2 separate regions of the Mus musculus genome follow, and region 2 is linked to region 1. The links are chromatin loops, found by intact Hi-C in ENCODE. Cell type or tissue: heart. All regions are shown on one strand. Links, peaks and the distances in the headings refer to the core of each region. The heading gives the core; the rest is flanking DNA.

Region 1 (8,343 bases), core at 193-8,192:
ACGTGTTAATTACAATTCACATGTCTGTGGCTCCTGCTGTGATGTTTTGTTCAAAAGAGGTCTCATTTGTGATGCTGCCAGTATAGAAGCTGACAGATGGTAAAACCAGTTTCCAGCTTCCCAGAGTACTGGTATAATGTGGCTTAGACTCTTATTAGTGTTGTTTGCTTATTATATATTCAAGTAGTACAAATATGTTCTCTTTTCAGTTTTATTCTTGCTATTGCTATATTTATACCTATACATATGTTTAGGTTACTTTCAAATTTTATCAAGATACTGTTCTTAGGGATAATTTAGATGATGCTTTTCAGTGTGTCAACAACTGTCTGTTTGAATGAAATATGTATTACTATGTAGGTGCTAGGACCATATACAATAGGAAACTCAAAGCCCAGTTTTTTGGAAATAGATAACATTAAAAGATTAACTCACTAATTTGGTAAATTAAAAAAAATATTGTGATCAGATAAACTAAATTAATCAAACATGGTAATTACCTCCCCCTCTCTCTTCCTGTCTCTCTTCCCTTTTCTCTGCCTTTTCACATATACACACACATTACTAAGCAAGAGTTATCACAAGTATGCTTAGGAAAAAAATAATTTTTCTTGTCTTCTGTGCCTTATTATCTGGATGATTATCACAATCAATGTGCTTCCACATCAAGACTACATATTTGGTGTTTTCTGGACCCAGAATTGCAGCTGAGTCAATCTTGATCCAATTTCTCATCCAGTCCTGCTCGGCATGAATTGCTTCTCTTCTCCTCAGTTACCCATTGGCAGCTTTCACGGGATAGCAGCCATCATAAAGAGCAACACCTAGGAAAGATTAAAGAAAGAGATGCAAAATTCTTTAAATTTTGGGGTGTGCATGTGTCTGTGTGCATGTGGAGGCCAGAGGTTAATACTAGGTGTCTCCCTCATTCACTTTTCACCATTTTTTTTTTTTGAGACAGGGTCCCTTACTGAACCACAGCTCAAAGATTTCCCTAGACAGGCTGACCAGCAAGCCCTAAGGTCCTTTTGTCTTTCCCTCTTCAGCAGCAGGATTACAGGTGTGCATTGCTGTCTGTTCCTGGCTTTTATGGGGATGATGGGGATGAAACTCAAACTCTTACGCCAGGTAGAGAGCATTTGGCTACTCACCCATGTCACCAGTTCTTTATCTACATAGTTTTGTAAATATAGAAAAGTTAATTCAGTTTCTAAATTATTTTATAGCTAGTAACTGGGTAGGAAAGAAAGAAAAAAAAACCTCTATTATCTTTTCTGAACCCCACTTCTAGGTTTTAGCGGTGCTACTTAGGAATGCCTAATTTGGCTCATTACTGGTGGGAATGCAGTGCACATAAGGAGCACATATGTAACTGGCAACCTAATTTTTCTGCTTTCATCAAAGGCTGCGATGCCAAATCTTCATTCAACGTGCCAGTTAGATACACTTGGGAACCTAACAGCAGCACGCACATAAGAGATGAAAAGGAACAAACTGGAAGGAGTCATTAACTTTCTGTTTTTCTATCACAACAAAAATTATCGCGTTGAACGCACTGCAACTGGGAAATTCCACTTGAAAGATGAAGCAATCTTAAAAGAGAATAATTCATTTACTAACTTCCTCAAGTGTCCATTAGAATTCATAAACGAGGCTTCTAGCATGGAGGGGTTTTTTGTTTTTTGTTTTTTTAAGAAAAATAAAAAATAATGAAAATGAATCCACTTTTCAGAAGTCTGTTTTCGGGCACATATTCCATTTGTTTTTTAGTCCAGTGCATATGAATTCAAATCTTTATTTGGGAAAATTTCATAAAATAAGGAAATGTTAGCTTTTGTGTCTTAATGAAAACAACAACTGACAGATTGCCATGGTTCTCACCAATTAGGAATGCAATTTGTGAGTGTGAAAACTGCTGTCAGTTGTGGTTACCAAAATGCCCTGGAATATCTCCTATAATTTTGAAGTATGTATTATAGAGTAATAATGACTACTGACCATAATGAAATAAACAGTACCAAGTCCACTAAATGGTCAGAACCTAGCCAGCATCATCAAGCACTGTCCTTCAAAAAATGAACAGAACTTTTAAAAATGTCTCTTTACAGCTTGTAACTCATGAGCTGAAAATGTTTAGAAATAACTTCTTTTCAAAATTGCCTTTTGCAGTAACCACAGATTTCTCCTACTGAAGACTGTGGTGCAAACTTTCGTAACTTTTCCATCCATGGCTTCGAGTATTTTCAGATTTTTTTTTTAAAAGTCCTTGCCCATTCCTAAAAGTGATCAGGTTGTAAGGCTCTCTTACACCGTGAAAGAAAAGAGACGTGGCATTGGAGAGGGTTTTAGGTCAGCCTATTAACAATTGTCTAAAGCTCTGAGGAAGGACAGGAAGCAGTGTGAACATCCTGGCTGTGTCCTTTCTTTATGCGTCTTGATATGTCCGAACAACTCTTAACAGACTCATTGCAGGAGCCATGGGAGAGTTGGGTATGGCAACATTTACTGGAGAAAGGTAAATTAAAAGGCTTGAGGCTGGGAAGATGGCTCAGTGGCTGGTGCTGGTTGCGCAAGGGTGAGGACCTGTACTGACCCTATACTGACCTGGGGACCTCCAGGACACTCCCCCTCCCCATGGGTGTGATAACACACATAACCCTGGGCCTTTCACCACAGAGAATCCCTTGAAACTTCTATGTGCTCTAGCCTGAGTACCTAGAACTGAAGGCATCAGGTTTCAACAAGGTGGGCAGAGAGTACGCACAGAGAGGTATGAAATGCACATATTTTCAGCCACACATATGAACACAGACATCAAAGAAACACAAATCCTCACACGTGCATGTTGACGAATGCTAAATATGCACTTGCCATAACCCACACAAGAAGAAAAATGCAGCATCAACTTTGCAAACACCTCCCCTTCTGAGTGTCTTGCTTTGTTATATAATAATAAATAATAATAATAAAACATATAGCAGAGATACTCTCACAGAAGAACATATAACAATCATAATCATATTCATTCAAAAGGTATACTTCTTGTACATCCGACCTCCACAGCCACTTCGCAGGAGTCAGACAGATTAACCAGAAGATGCATACAAATATGCACACGTACTTGGAGCGTAGGCTGTTAGACTTTCGCACGCATGCTGGCTGCTTCCAAACAAAGTAGTACACCAGGCATGAAGAACTTAAACTTTGAGAAAGAAGCTTCTAAAATGTGCCAGTAAGAACTCTAATGTATGACCTTAGGAACATATTATGTACCTCGAAATGGTCCTATATTCTAGCAGAATGGGTTAAATGTTTCTGCGAGAGTTAAATGGTTTCCATGTGTTGTATTGTCTGCTAAAGGCATAAATAGAAGGAATGGGGATGAAGAAGAGGACGAATGGGAAATTGTTCAGGTCCCAGTACAACCTTAAAGGAAATGATGCAGTGCAAGGGGAGACAGGATCACAGGAAAATGAATTAGGTAAACAACTGCACCAAGCATCAGAAATATTTCCATCTCTGAAGAGATACATTTTCTTCAAGAGGTCACCAGTCTAATGGTGTCAAGCTGGTTCCGGACTCTGGGTTGCTACTGAGGACCGCAAGAGTAGGCAGAGGAGTCCACTCCCAGCCAATCCCAAGGTTTCCATTCTTACAATCACTGCCACAAACGGTTACTGGGAGGCGTGACCTGTTTAAAGGGAAGGAGGCCGGGTCCTTGTTACCTTGTTAGCTACAGAGTTGTCAAGACGATCGTGGGGCGGATGACACGGAAAGACCCAGACAGAATACTGCAATAACTCCTATCTCCAGGAAGGGAAAGACAATATCTCTGTCACAGAGAGCCCAGGCGCAGCGCTGTCCCATTCTTCAGCGTCCCACCGCGCGTGCCCCTTACTGCCCTGGCGACTCGCAGGGCGCGGGGATCTGGCGCTCGGCGGGCTCCGCTCCCTCCCCCGATTCGGCCGCGGGTGTGCGCGTGTCGCCGCGCCAGGCTGCGTGCGCGGAAGCCAGCGACGCGGTTGGCCGACGCCGCCCTCGGGCTGCCCCCGCCCGGCCCGACACTGTCACCCGCTCCGAGGCCGCGGCGCCGCCTCCTGCCGCCGGGAGCGCGGCCTGCCCGGGAGGCGCTCGCTGCAGCCGCCCCGCGGCCCCGCTGCGCACACCGCCGCCCACCCGCGGCCGCCGCGCGCCCCGCCCGCTCCCATCCTCGCTCAGAATGACTGACTGCGAAGCTCTGGCGGAGCAGCCGCGGTGGCGCAGGCGGGAGCGGCAGGAGGAGTGCTGAAGACAGCGGCCGAGCCGGAGTGGACGCCGCGTCGGGACCAGCCCGCAGCTCCAAGGTAGCGACGCGGTGCAGAGGACTCGCGTGGGGCCTGGACTGAGCGCGACCAGGTGACTCTCCCCGGCTCGGCCGTCGGCCCAGCGGGGGGTTGGGGGGGACTCGCCTGGCGGGCGTGGGCACTGCGCGGCGTGGCCCGCTCCTGCAATCCGGGGGTCTCGGTCGCAGAGTTGGCGCGAGCTCCGGTTGCGGAGCGGGGGCGGGGGCGGTGCGGTGGGGCAGGCGGGAGCTCCACGCCGACCGCCCCTGCCTCCGGAGCCCGCCACGTAGAGTGGACGGATTGCTTTGTGGCGCACCCCGGGATCGCGGGATGCGGGCGTGGGGTGCTCCTGCGTGTGTTCTCGCGCCGGGTCACCCGGCCGGAAAGTGAACCCCGCGCTGACAGCAGGTGGCTGTCAGGCCCCTCACCTTTGGGCTTGAATCTTAGGGACTCGCGCACACGGTGCCAGCGCCTAGGGAGCGTGCGCGAAGGGGCGACCGAGGGATTTGTGAATGGTGCTTCTGAGAGGAGGCTGTGCCTTGCTGATGCAAAGGGGCTAGTATCCCGAGTGAGAAGAAAGGCTATTTATGGCAGAGTTGTGGGGTTCCCTTCTGTGTACGCTGAGCCCCTCCTGCTTGGAACTGGAAGCAATTCTGCAATTCTGCTTTTTTTTTCCCCCCTTCTGGAACCTGCTCTGTAAAACGAAAGAAGGAAGTCTGAAGTAGACTCCGGTGTGTACAGGTAGAAGTGCTTCTTGGAGGTCATGAACCCCTGCTCTGCCATTTCTGAGAGTCCTAGCTGTCTGTTCCTGCTACCTCTTCAGGTCCCCACTAAGACCACAGGACAGAAAACCTGCTTGCTTTCAGCAGCTTTCACTGGTCAAACCATTGCAGTTGAGCACTTTTCTTCTGAAATGAAACACACACCCTCCATTCTTCCCTTCCCATGAGGGCTGTTCAAAGAATGTTCACCTATTTTACACGAAGAGATGTTATTCAAAGCCCCTGGGAGAATGTTGCTATGTGAGTTTATGTCGACACCGACTCTTTAAATCTAGTTACTGGGGACAACCTAGAGTACTCTTCATCTAGGCTATAGAATAATTAGTTTGTTTTGGTTTCCCTTTGTGCTTTCTTTAAACAAGTGCCAATTACAGGGTCATAATTTGAAGCTTAGATGTAAGTTGGGTCAGTGTCTACCAGAGTACCTTAGCAAATTTATTATGTCCTTTGAAGAAGCAAACTGTGTTTCTATATAACTGCTGACTGGACTGTGACAGTGGAACATTGCTTCAATTAATTTTAAGCTGAATTCTCCTTGAGACTGCCATATATAATTTTTTTGTTTTAAAAATCAGACTGAAATTCCATATTACATATGACTGCACCTTTGGTAGTCTCTCTCTCTCTCTCTCTCTCTCTCTCTCTCTCTCACTCACTCACACACACACACACACACACACACACACACACAAAGCATCAACCTATTATTAGAGTGATTTGTCTTCACCTCATTTAATTAAAGAGACTGACCAGAACTGTTTTGATTTAAAAAAAAATGTATGTGTGGTAAGCCCCAGGTTAAAGAGCTTTCCCTACCAGTTCGTTCATTTGAATAGAGTTAAGAGTTTGATTACATATGCATATATGAACATATATAGATACATGTATATATTATCTATCTATCACCATCTATTGTCTATGAATTACTGCTAGTTCAATGTGCATTTGCAATGCTGGAGTGTCTTGTGGGACTCTGACCACACCACATAGATATAGTTCCATTACTGTGATACTGGAAGTCATATTTATGGAATATTCTTAATGTCATTGGAATTGGTTATTGTTTCTTATTTTAAAGTTTTTTCTAGTACTATGTTAGTTGACATTAAATTCCAGAAGTAGAAAATGAAACATTTATGACCTTACAGTAGTAATTTGCTTTTCTATCATACTTTATTGTTCATCATAATACTCATAGTAAAGGCCTGTCTTGAGTAGTGGGATGTCTAGACAGTTTTGAGACACACAGGGACTTCTTTCTATATACTCTACTCTTCAGGAACACATGGGCAGTTTGAAGGAATCTGAGGTGAATACTTAAAGACAGAGTTAACAGCCCATGATAGCATGGGATTACAGGTCTAGTGAGGAGTCCAGGGGCTCAGAGAGTGGCAGTAACATTTAGTACTATATTTTGTCTGAAAAACATCAGTAGGTAGGTGAGACTTTGTCTTTTATTAAAGGGCTCGTAAGATTAGTAGGTTGTGGATAACAAGACCTACAAGATCTAAGATGCAAATCTGGCGTAGAGAACAGTAACGATGACATGGAAGATAAGTTTGCTTTGCAATAGATTTAGATATCGTTAAATATTGGGCCAGTTGGGCCTGTTCTGATGTAAAACGTTTTATGACTTCTCTTCTTGGAGTTTGTGGTCAGTATTTCTGCACCTTGACTGGCTAAATCTGTATGTTTTATAATAAGTAGTTTATTTTTTAACTTCTACAATAGTGAAGTACTTGTAGGGAAATGGTGCTGGATGTTTACATGTCTCCACATCACATTAAGGCACAGCAGAAAGCCTGTGGCACACCACCTCTTTATGTTAGGGTGGTAACTAATTCCTTACTTTAACATCTTGGGTCTCTTCCCTAAAGAAGAGATAAGGTGTAGGACAACAGTGCTGATGAACATTGATAGAATGTATAACATTTTATTATCCTGTATATGCATATCCACTAAATAATTTATTTACTCATATTCATTTGGTAGATTTGTTGGATAGATTAGATTTTATCTCAAGTTCTTACATGTAGCGAAATGACACTTTGGCCACCTTTACATGGCTTGCCATGAATACAGTGCAATGATTTTCAGCCTGTGGGGAAGTTTTCAGAATAGTAGGAACACTTTCAAAGATCATTTGGCTATATCTTAGCAGGAAATTGTATTACTAACAGTAGCATGACCTATCAGTATTCTATACTTGTGTGTGTGTGTGTCTGTGTGTGTGCAGTAATTTTTATGGTACAAAATAAACCCTGACAGTCTTTTGCGAAGATACAGTCTATATGTAATGGCTGTATATGAAGTGAGTGAGAATTTTTATAGAAACAATGAATGTTAAAAATGCATTTTTTCATTTTACAAGCATAAAAGTAGAGTTGACTTGAAGCCTGCCTGTTTAAGATGACAGCACAGAAGTATATTATAGTGACAGTAAAGAAATTATACAAACACGACATGTGACTTTCAATAACCAAATGGAATTACTTTCAGATTAGCTGAATTAAAAGATTTTCACATCTCTCTATGTTTTGACAGTGCATGGATATGCCCTCACCAAGGAAAAGCCTCTTAAATCAGACTTCATAATCATGCGTGAGTGGAGTGATATCCAGCCCAGCCAGGCATAGATCAGCCCGTCTCTCTGTCAGCTGATCTCTTTGCAGTGTGGTTTTGGATTGGATGTCACAGGTGTATCATTTTGATAATGTATCCTTGGCTACTATATGACTGACAGCTTCTGTGTGATTTCCCTACTGGGTACTGACAAAACCTACTAGCTTTATATAAATGACATGAGCCTTTATCAGCCATGTGATCTTTACTATGCAGGGTGTCAGTTAACAATAAATAATGAAATGTGGGCTGAGGGAAGAAGCAGGAGGAACAAGGAGAGGCCAAGTGAAAACATCCATGGGAGAAACATGCTTTATTTTGAAGATAAAGGTCAATATGAAGTCATAAAACCAGCCATCTGCAACTTCAGTAAACCACAAAATATTATTTTTTAAAAAACTGTTTGCCTGTGTAATACATTAAAAGGAAAAGTGATGTTGGTTATCTGTGTTTATAAACATCGTCCATATGATATTGAAAATGTTAAAAATATTTCTTCTTAGTGACTGGAAATGAAGCTGTTTGACCAAATTACTTAGAACTTTGAAAGTGGCTTCGGGACTTAATACTTATACACACTGCATCATAAATGCATGGTCTCAAAGCCCTACTCGTGC
Region 2 (8,343 bases), core at 325-8,324, 120 kb after region 1:
ATGTTGGGCCCACCTCATGAACATTATATTTTCATTTACAATTATATTGTTTGGCAAAAGATAAAACAGACTATTATTTTACCCAAGTCATTAATTAGATTCAGTAAACTATTCTTTAGTGTGCCTAACTTTTCAATTCCCCTAGTAGATGCTTCCCTTATAAATATAACATCTATCAGTAAAAATTAACATGAAAAAATAATTAGCATAACATTTAAAGATATATTTGATTTCTTATGCAAAGTGAAATTTTATAAGTTTAATTAACGTTAATGGGATTTTAATATAGATATATTTGTAAACATACACTTTTTGCATCTTACTTTTAATAAGGGTTCAACTTCTCCTCTAGTCCAGCAGAGGTGGTGGAAGAGAAAAGATTAGGATGTGGGGGAAGTGGATTTGCTCAGCAATAGTTCTTTAGGGTGAGCTTAATCTTCTTGGATAGCAGCAGTTCAGGCACCCACTATGACTCAGGAGCTGCAGAGCAGTCCTCTGCAGGCAGACACCAGGTCTGAACCAGCCTTTCAGCATAGTTTAGTGCTTTCAGCAAGAAGACACCGGGCAGCGGTAGTACAATCCTAAAGAAACCACCAAGCTTACCAACTGGCCCGGCATGAGGCTGTGGAAACAGCAAGACACAAACAGAAGAGAAAGGTATCTTTGATCTTCTGCCGCAAACAGAATGCCTGCTTTTCAATCAATGCTTACTAAATGGAATCAATTACTCAACAAAGCATGATCAAACCATGTACCGTTTTCTTTTTCTTCTCAGAACTATCCTTGAATTATATATTGTCAAGACTACGCTATAACTTACATTTAGTTTCATTCTTATTACTTTGGTCATTCAGGTAATAAATTTATTGAGTGGAAGAAAAAAAAGACTAAATTTCCTTTTAATTTTCTGTATGTTTGGAACAGATCCTCACTCACTAAAACCTTGTAATATTTCCAAACATTCTATTTCATACAAATATTTTTGGAGACACCCAGGGTCTCCCTTTATGACTTGATTTCTTGACCGCTACAGAGAAGTCTTCTGTAGCATGGGAGAGATGTACTTCTGGTCGTTGCAGCAACATGTGCTGCTGTTGTAATTACTAGATGGTACTCCAGTGGCATGGACGACTGGCTTGATTTTACAACAGCTTCATTGATTACCAAGAAGACATTTATACGTTGACATTTGTTCCAGCATATAAGAGAGCCAATACTGCTATTGGGCTGAAATCCAAAACGCCACTTAGGGTTCTTCCATTAATAAAAATTCTGAAAACTGGGTCAGCCAAAGCAGACACTCAGTGTTTTCAGTGTTATTATTTAGAAGTACAGCGTATTAGCTACTTTTTTGATAGTTGTGTAAAATTTCTACCTTTATTAAGTAAATGACTGGATGTTGGAGTTTTGGTATTTCTTTTTGTGAAATGAAATCTACTTAATGCTCTTATGGAAAGTTTATAAAACCTGAGAAATTGTGGAGAAGCTACTTGGTTTAAGCACCCTATCTCAGTACTGAAGACACAAAGTGCCGCAAACCACTTTCCACTGGTTGCCACTGACCCTGCCACATAGGAGACTGAAGAACACAGATGGCGCAGTGAGGATGCAGTGGTGTGTTTCCCAATTAATACAGCGCTGTAATGAGTAACCTTTTAATTCATATTTTTCTTGAGTTGCCATGCCATGCTGATGTTAGCAGCACTTCTTTACCAGCTAGAGCAACAACAAACCAACAGCAACAAAATAACAAAACAATCTAACAAAGTAACCCTGGGGATTTTTTTAGGCTCTTCTCTGTGATGGACTTCCAGTTTTCACCCCAACATTCTTGTTGCTGGTCTCCCCAAAATAAATCAAGCTCCTTATCCTGCCATGTGATTCTCTGAGCCAGACCCTGTTATCTTCTTTCAACAATAACAGCAATGGTTTGCCAGCAGCTTGGCTATTCCTCTAAGAAGAGGTAGACTCATTTAGCTCTCGAATGGCTTTTTTTGATGTCCTACAGCATTCTTCTTCTGTCACTTTCAGACTGCCTGGTCTGTGTTCGGTTTTTGGGCAGAGCATGCTTACCTAGAGATTCTGCACTTGTTTTTGCCTCTTCCAGAAGATTGCTTCCATTCTGCTCATGCCCACATCACCTTCACACTCAGCACCTTGGATCTCATCCCTCTGGTTGTACAAAGCACATCACTGTCATGGGCTGTGTTTCCTTTCTTGTTGGTCCTCCTCCATGACTGGAGCAGGTTGAATAGACTGAATATTACTTTCTTCCATTGCCTGTAAAAGAGTAGCCCCATTTTTAAAAAATCATTTGCCAATACATAAAGCTGTTTGTGTGTGCTGGGAAAATGTCACTCAGACATTTCTGTGTAACAAGTTGGATCCAAGCTTCCCCCTTGGATGCACAGGCAAGCTTCTGATTTTGCAGTTTACCAGGAGACAGCCTCTCTGCTGCTGCTGTCCCTCTGCCAACTCCTGCTGTTCTTACCTTTTTTTCTAAGACATGCCTTTGAGTGTTAGTAGTAACCACTTATAGAGCACCTTCTTATATGCATGAGACACGATGAAAGCAAGTTGTATTTGAGCTAGAAAGAAGCGGTATGGAGACACGTATGTGACATGTACGTGTGTATGAACAGGTACTTCCCAAAAGTTCTGTGCATGTGTTTTCATGACTCAGAGCCAACCACAGAGTTGTTCCTGCTGATTCTCTAATCATATGAAGATACACAATCCCAGAACAGTGCTTACCATGCACACTGTGAAACATGGGCTTTGGTGAAAGTGGATAATGATAAATTGAGATACATGTTGAAAGAGTCTGTAATTATTTTTAAATGAGCCTGACAGCACAGGCTTGCCATGTCAACCCATGACAGAGCGGAAGTGAACTCACATGGTAGCCACACAAAAGCAGTGTTCACAACCCCAACCACGGATGAGTGGGCTGAAGGTTAGGGATTTCATTTTTCCTTCCTCCGCAGTACCGCTCACTTCCACTTTGACTCCTCTAACATTTGTGTTTTCCCACGGCCACAGGGTGAGAGTCTCTGTTACATATCACATCATCTACTGCCTGCAGTGATGACTACACAAAAAACACACACCTCTGATTACACATGCTTAGCGTAGCCACCACCAACTTAATTAATGCCCTCCATCATATTTCATTATTAAAAATTCTTTTTCTTCGAGTAAGTTATATACCTCTAACTGTATTTTAGTTTTTTGAGACTAGGTCTCACTGTGTGTCCCAGTTTGTTCTTGAATGCACATCTGTTCTCCTGTCTTAGCCTTCCTAATTCTGGGATTACAGCATAGAAAGCACGGCCAGCATAAGTCCTACACTTGTTTCTAGATTAAAAGGTCTTTCTTTCTTAGCATTTTAGCTCTTCCTAAACTTTCTAGTTAAGAGTTAAAGATTTCTTTTATTTACAAAGGTTTTGTTTTATCAGACACCATTTGTATAAACAAAAATTACATTGAAAATAATATTTTAACATAATACTTTACCATTTAAATATATTAGGATATTTTTGATAATTAAATGCCCATTAAATTAGTTTTATTAGGTTTATTTGAATATTAGTTTTAAAAAGAACCATTCTTTTGTAAATCAAAAGACAGGCTTTTGTGCCCTCTGCTGATCACTATGTGCAACTGCAAGTGGTTTTTTTCTGAAGTAAACTTTAAAGCAAATGCAGTTATTTCATTGTTAAGTGAACAGCAGTTTTAGATATTGATGAGGCTCGTACACTTCGGATATATATTATTAGTTGGCATCTAGTTGGATTATCATCCATTAAAGGTTGAGTTAAAAATAACATTTTATTTTTAAATTGCTACAATTTATTGCTATTATTTCGTGGGTGTGGGAGATATGAGTATGTCTGGGGGCATATGTGTGCCCTGATGCACCCATGGAGGTCAAAGGTCCTGAGGCTTGAACTAGGTTGTCAAATCTGAATAGCAAGTGCCTTTACCAGCTGAAGCATCTCAACTTATCTCACAAAAGGAGAGCCAGAGAGCTACCTCTTCCCCCATACCTCATTGCTCCTACTTATGAGCAGCAGGTGACAAATAGCCGGCGACGGTCTGGTCATAGTAGTGATATGGAGGTTTTCGAACCTCAAAGCTGGCAGGAATCTTGGACTGAATCACTTTGTCCCTCTGATTACCGAGGAGTAAGTACAGTATGGCAGAAGATAAAGGAAATAGCTTTAATTAGGAAGTTAAATTGAACTGTAACCATCAGAGAACCTTCAACCTCACAGATTAACTTTAGACTGAAAATCACTAAAATATAAAAATTTCCAATTAAATATAGTTCAAAAGTAATGGATGGTTTAAAAATTCCTAACATGTTTTATTTTTTTAAAAAATATTTTACTTTGGAATATTAACATTTGAAAAGTATAACCCTCCAGGGATTTCTTGTGTTTTGCCTCAGTTCCCAGGCTTTTCCCACACCCATTCTCCTGCTCCTTGCAGAAACAACCACTGTTATCTGGTTTTGTGCCCCACACGTTTTTTTATTTATTTTGAATGATTTTTATTCATTTTACACGAACATGTGTATATTCTTCCATATTCTGACTCTTATTAGACTACATTATTCTGTATTACTAGACTCTCTTATTCTCTTACCTCTAACCTCAAATCAAATTTATGAGTGTATTTCCATTATTAAGATCTTATTACACATATCGCAGATGTCTCCATTGACAACAGCTGAAGTAATAGTCCATATTAGGCATAAACACAGCGAATGGTTAGAAGTGCATCTTCCCAGACATTCCCACATGTTTTTATGCATGTATGAATGTTCAATATATTTATTTGGCATAGTATTTCCTAAAACATACAGCTGACATAAATATATTTAGACTATCATTTAGGATCTTGATTATAAAACGCAATGGTCTGGAAAACTTTCCTATGTTACTTCATATTTTCAACTAGTCTGTGTAAGCTTTGTCTGTTACTTTCTACAATAAATCTCTTTTGCCGCTGGACATCAGCACTGTTTGAAGTTTCACTGTTGCGCGTACCCTGAATCTCGTGGCGCGCACCTTATGCCGACTTGTCCTGTTCTCCCATAATGCTGAGCTCTGGAGGGCTTTTTGTTTCACATTAAAAAAAAAAATCTCTAAATGGTGCTGTCAGTGTGACTTGCGACCTCCTTATTCCCCTCTTTTATTAAGCATAGATTCTTTTCTCATACAATATAATCTGAATACAGTTTTCCTTCCCTCTACTCCTCCCAGTTCCTCCCCAGTTCCTCTCCTACCTGGATCTGCTCCCTTTAAGTCTCTCATTAGAACGGAACAGGTGTCTCAGAGATAACAATAAAACATTACAAAATAAAATAGAGCAAGATAAAACAAAAACAATCATATTGAAATTGGACAAGAAAGTCATCCAGAAAAATAAAAGTCTCCCAAGAGAAGGCACAAGAGTCAGCACTTACTTGTTCTCACATTCAGGGGTCCCATAAAAGCAGTAAACTGAAGGCTATAGTGTGTCTGCAGAGGACCTGGTGCAGAACCATGCACAACCATGTTGCCGCTTCAGTCTGTGAGTTCATATCTTTGTTAGTTGTTTTAGAGCGGAGGTCCCCAACCTTCCTAATGCTGCAATCCTTTGACCCTTTGTTCCCCATGCTATGGTGAGCTCCAACCATAAAACTATTTGATTCTACTTCATAACTGTAATTTTGCTACTGTTATGGATCATAATGGAGCTATCTGTGTTTTCTGATGGTTTTAGGCAACCCTGTGAAAGGTCATTCAACCCCATAAAAGAGTAGGGCCCACAGCTTGAGAACACGTTTTAGAGGTTCTTGTTCTCCAGGTATCCTCTGTCCCCCCTCTGGCTCCTACAGTCCTTCTGCCTCCTCTCACAGGGTTCCCTGAGAAGGATTTAATGGCGACATCTCATTTAGGGCTGTGTATTCCAAGATCTAGCTCTCACCAGAGAAAAATTCTAAGGAAGAACTGCTACATCTTTCTGCTAGCTTATCTGATGCAGACCAAGCCCCAGCTTTTTATTTTATATATCAACCCAGTTATTTACTCCAGGTTTCCTTTTTTTTTTTTTATTATCCTATGAGTCAGCATCCCATGCCCGGCCCCTTAATTTTTAGAAAACAGCAAGTATACGATTTCTTTTAACATTAAAAATGAGTTCAGAGATCTACCTGTCTCTCTTAAGCACAGACGTTAAACTAGCTGGATGGAACTCAATCCTGAAATTACCAATTCTACCACACCTGGGCCTAACCTTGCTCTGTCCCAGGCTGACCTTGAAGCTGGAATCTGCCTGCCTTTGTATCTTTCTGACAAGATGGCTCATCAATGCAGCTGACTCTCTTCCTTTAGATTCATAAAGCTCCTTATATAATTTGTATGTATCCTTATTTTTGCATAGATGAGAAATTATATATATTTCTAACTCATACTTTTAGAGTTCTTTTTCATAGTCTTAAGGGCTGTCCTGAAGATCCCAGCTTTTACCATTTTCTGAGACATTAGCCACACCTTTGCCTCCTGGACTCATGCTATCTCAGATTATCATGAAGTCATTAACATTAACAAAGAAGACCTTCCTCACAGGAATGTGAAAATATGTACACTATTGTACAAACAAGTCTTATGCCCACAGCAGTCATCAACACTTGTGCAGGTCCACATTGGCTGGCCCTCTCCTAGGGACAGGAACCATGCCAATTTGTCCCCACCAAGGCCATGCCAGACCCTGCACAGGTACACTGAAAATACAATAGAAAGTCATGCCCAGTTTATGTATACAAAATGTATGTGGAATAAAGGATAGATTTTAACTTTATTCTTTATGTGCCATTCGTGACATTCCTTACATCTATACATCTATTTCAAAATGCAAAATCATAAACATTATTATACCCAAGCATTCAGATAAAGGATGGCCTGTTTCTATGAGAGATTAGTTAAATAATGTTTGCCATATTGCTCACGTCATGATTTATTCAGTGACAGTGGACAGTCAGACTAACCTCAGCCCCACTGGCACTTGAGTCTCTCAGCTTCCGACACACTTTCTATGGTGGCTGTGGTTAGGTAAGCAGATGTGAAGTCTAAAATAGCTATGAACTGGTTGTGTCCAGGTGAGGACTTGGGGAAATCCCAAGTTGAAGGAGAGTCACCCCTGCTCACAGCACCAACACGTTAGCTGTCACACACATTTAAATACCGTATAAGAACTATACATTGTTTAAACATGAATGTGCTCTTGTTTATGTCTTAACCTTGCATACACATACACGTACACGTACACACACACACGATTGTTGTTGGTTTCACAACTTACTAGTCTCTGTGAAAACTCATTTTGATCTGTGTCTTCTATTTTTATTGTCTTAGAAGACAACCAAGAGTTATGATCATGTATGGTGATGGTGTCAATCTTACTATTTCTAAATATGTATCTAAACATGTCCCAGTCATTCAGATAAGAATCTCCTCTGCTTCGCAGAGTCTACCAGAACTCTTGCTTTGAAGAGGTTTGTCCCTTTTTGTTGTAACTGTCTTATTATGTTACTTTTGATCTATTCTTTCTCTTTGACTATAGGATTATTCTATGAAAGTCCAATTGGGGCAGTCTGACTTTACTTATATACCTATTCCTGTGGGAAAACCGCATTAAGAAGCACTTGTGTCTTATGCAAGCAATAATATTTATATTTTTATTTTACTTCAGAGTAAGATAATATGTTCACAGTGGCTAATTACATATGAATTTAATACTTTATTAGTTAACTGCTTACTTTCCATGATATGATATCTGATCCTGTCATGCCTGGATGCATAATCTTGCTCCTGTTCTGTGACTGAAGACCATTTGTAGTGGATCCCTTGGTGTCTTCCCTGATCCTACTGACAGAGTAGCCATTGTCTGTGCTGTAGGAATGATTATATGTTCAAAATACTTCCATGATTTCCCTTTTGCATGAGAGATTAAATAAAGCATCTTTAATGTGCATTCACAGGAAAGTGACATGATAGTTAGAGTACAAGTTGCTGAGTAAACAGCTTGTACTGCCTAGAGCAGATGTCTTTCCAGCCAAACCCTGGACACTCAGCCGGTACTGTAGACTCAGCATCATTAGACAGAGTTGCCGGGAAGCCTCCTCAAAGTATGTACCTTGAGATTGTTACATATGATTTATTTCTGCATGATTGAAAGTTGAAAGTTGTTACTTATAAACAATTTGTGTCTGTGAATTTTCTTTCCTGTGTTTTCCCAAGTAGAGTAGACTTTCTCTTGAGATTGGTCATTTTGTCTTTTTGTGGTCATTTTCTG

What was found. A loop is a pair of places that touch in the nucleus more often than their neighbours do. Peaks named below come from ENCODE experiments on the same cell type or tissue, not always from the same donor. Only the 100,000 strongest peaks of a DNase experiment are listed, where the experiment ranks them.
Region 2: a loop joins it to region 1, with 3 times the contacts of the local background. A loop is called at or near these places in 10 of 42 quality-filtered maps.

The regions. Positions count from the first base shown.
Region 1 is chr6:61,176,259-61,184,601 of GRCm38, forward strand. It overlaps Ccser1 (coiled-coil serine rich 1), which reads left to right and starts at 4,067. Exons shown (of 11, transcript NM_183310.2): 1 at 4,067-4,395. It overlaps A730020E08Rik (RIKEN cDNA A730020E08 gene), which reads right to left and starts at 4,552. Exons shown (of 3, transcript NR_040287.1): 1 at 4,449-4,552; 2 at 3,726-3,803; 3 at 1-824. In heart, for the core only: no CTCF peak of the experiment used is centred there; a DNase peak (open chromatin) is centred at 4,033; H3K4me3 peaks cover 1,942 bases; H3K27ac peaks cover 1,171 bases; H3K27me3 peaks cover 684 bases.
Region 2 is chr6:61,298,173-61,306,515 of GRCm38, forward strand. All of the region lies in intron 1 of Ccser1 (coiled-coil serine rich 1), which reads left to right. Among named protein-coding and RNA genes, the nearest start is that of A730020E08Rik, 120 kb to the left of the region's middle. In heart, for the core only: a CTCF peak has its summit at 3,650 (motif pointing left); no DNase peak of the experiment used is centred there.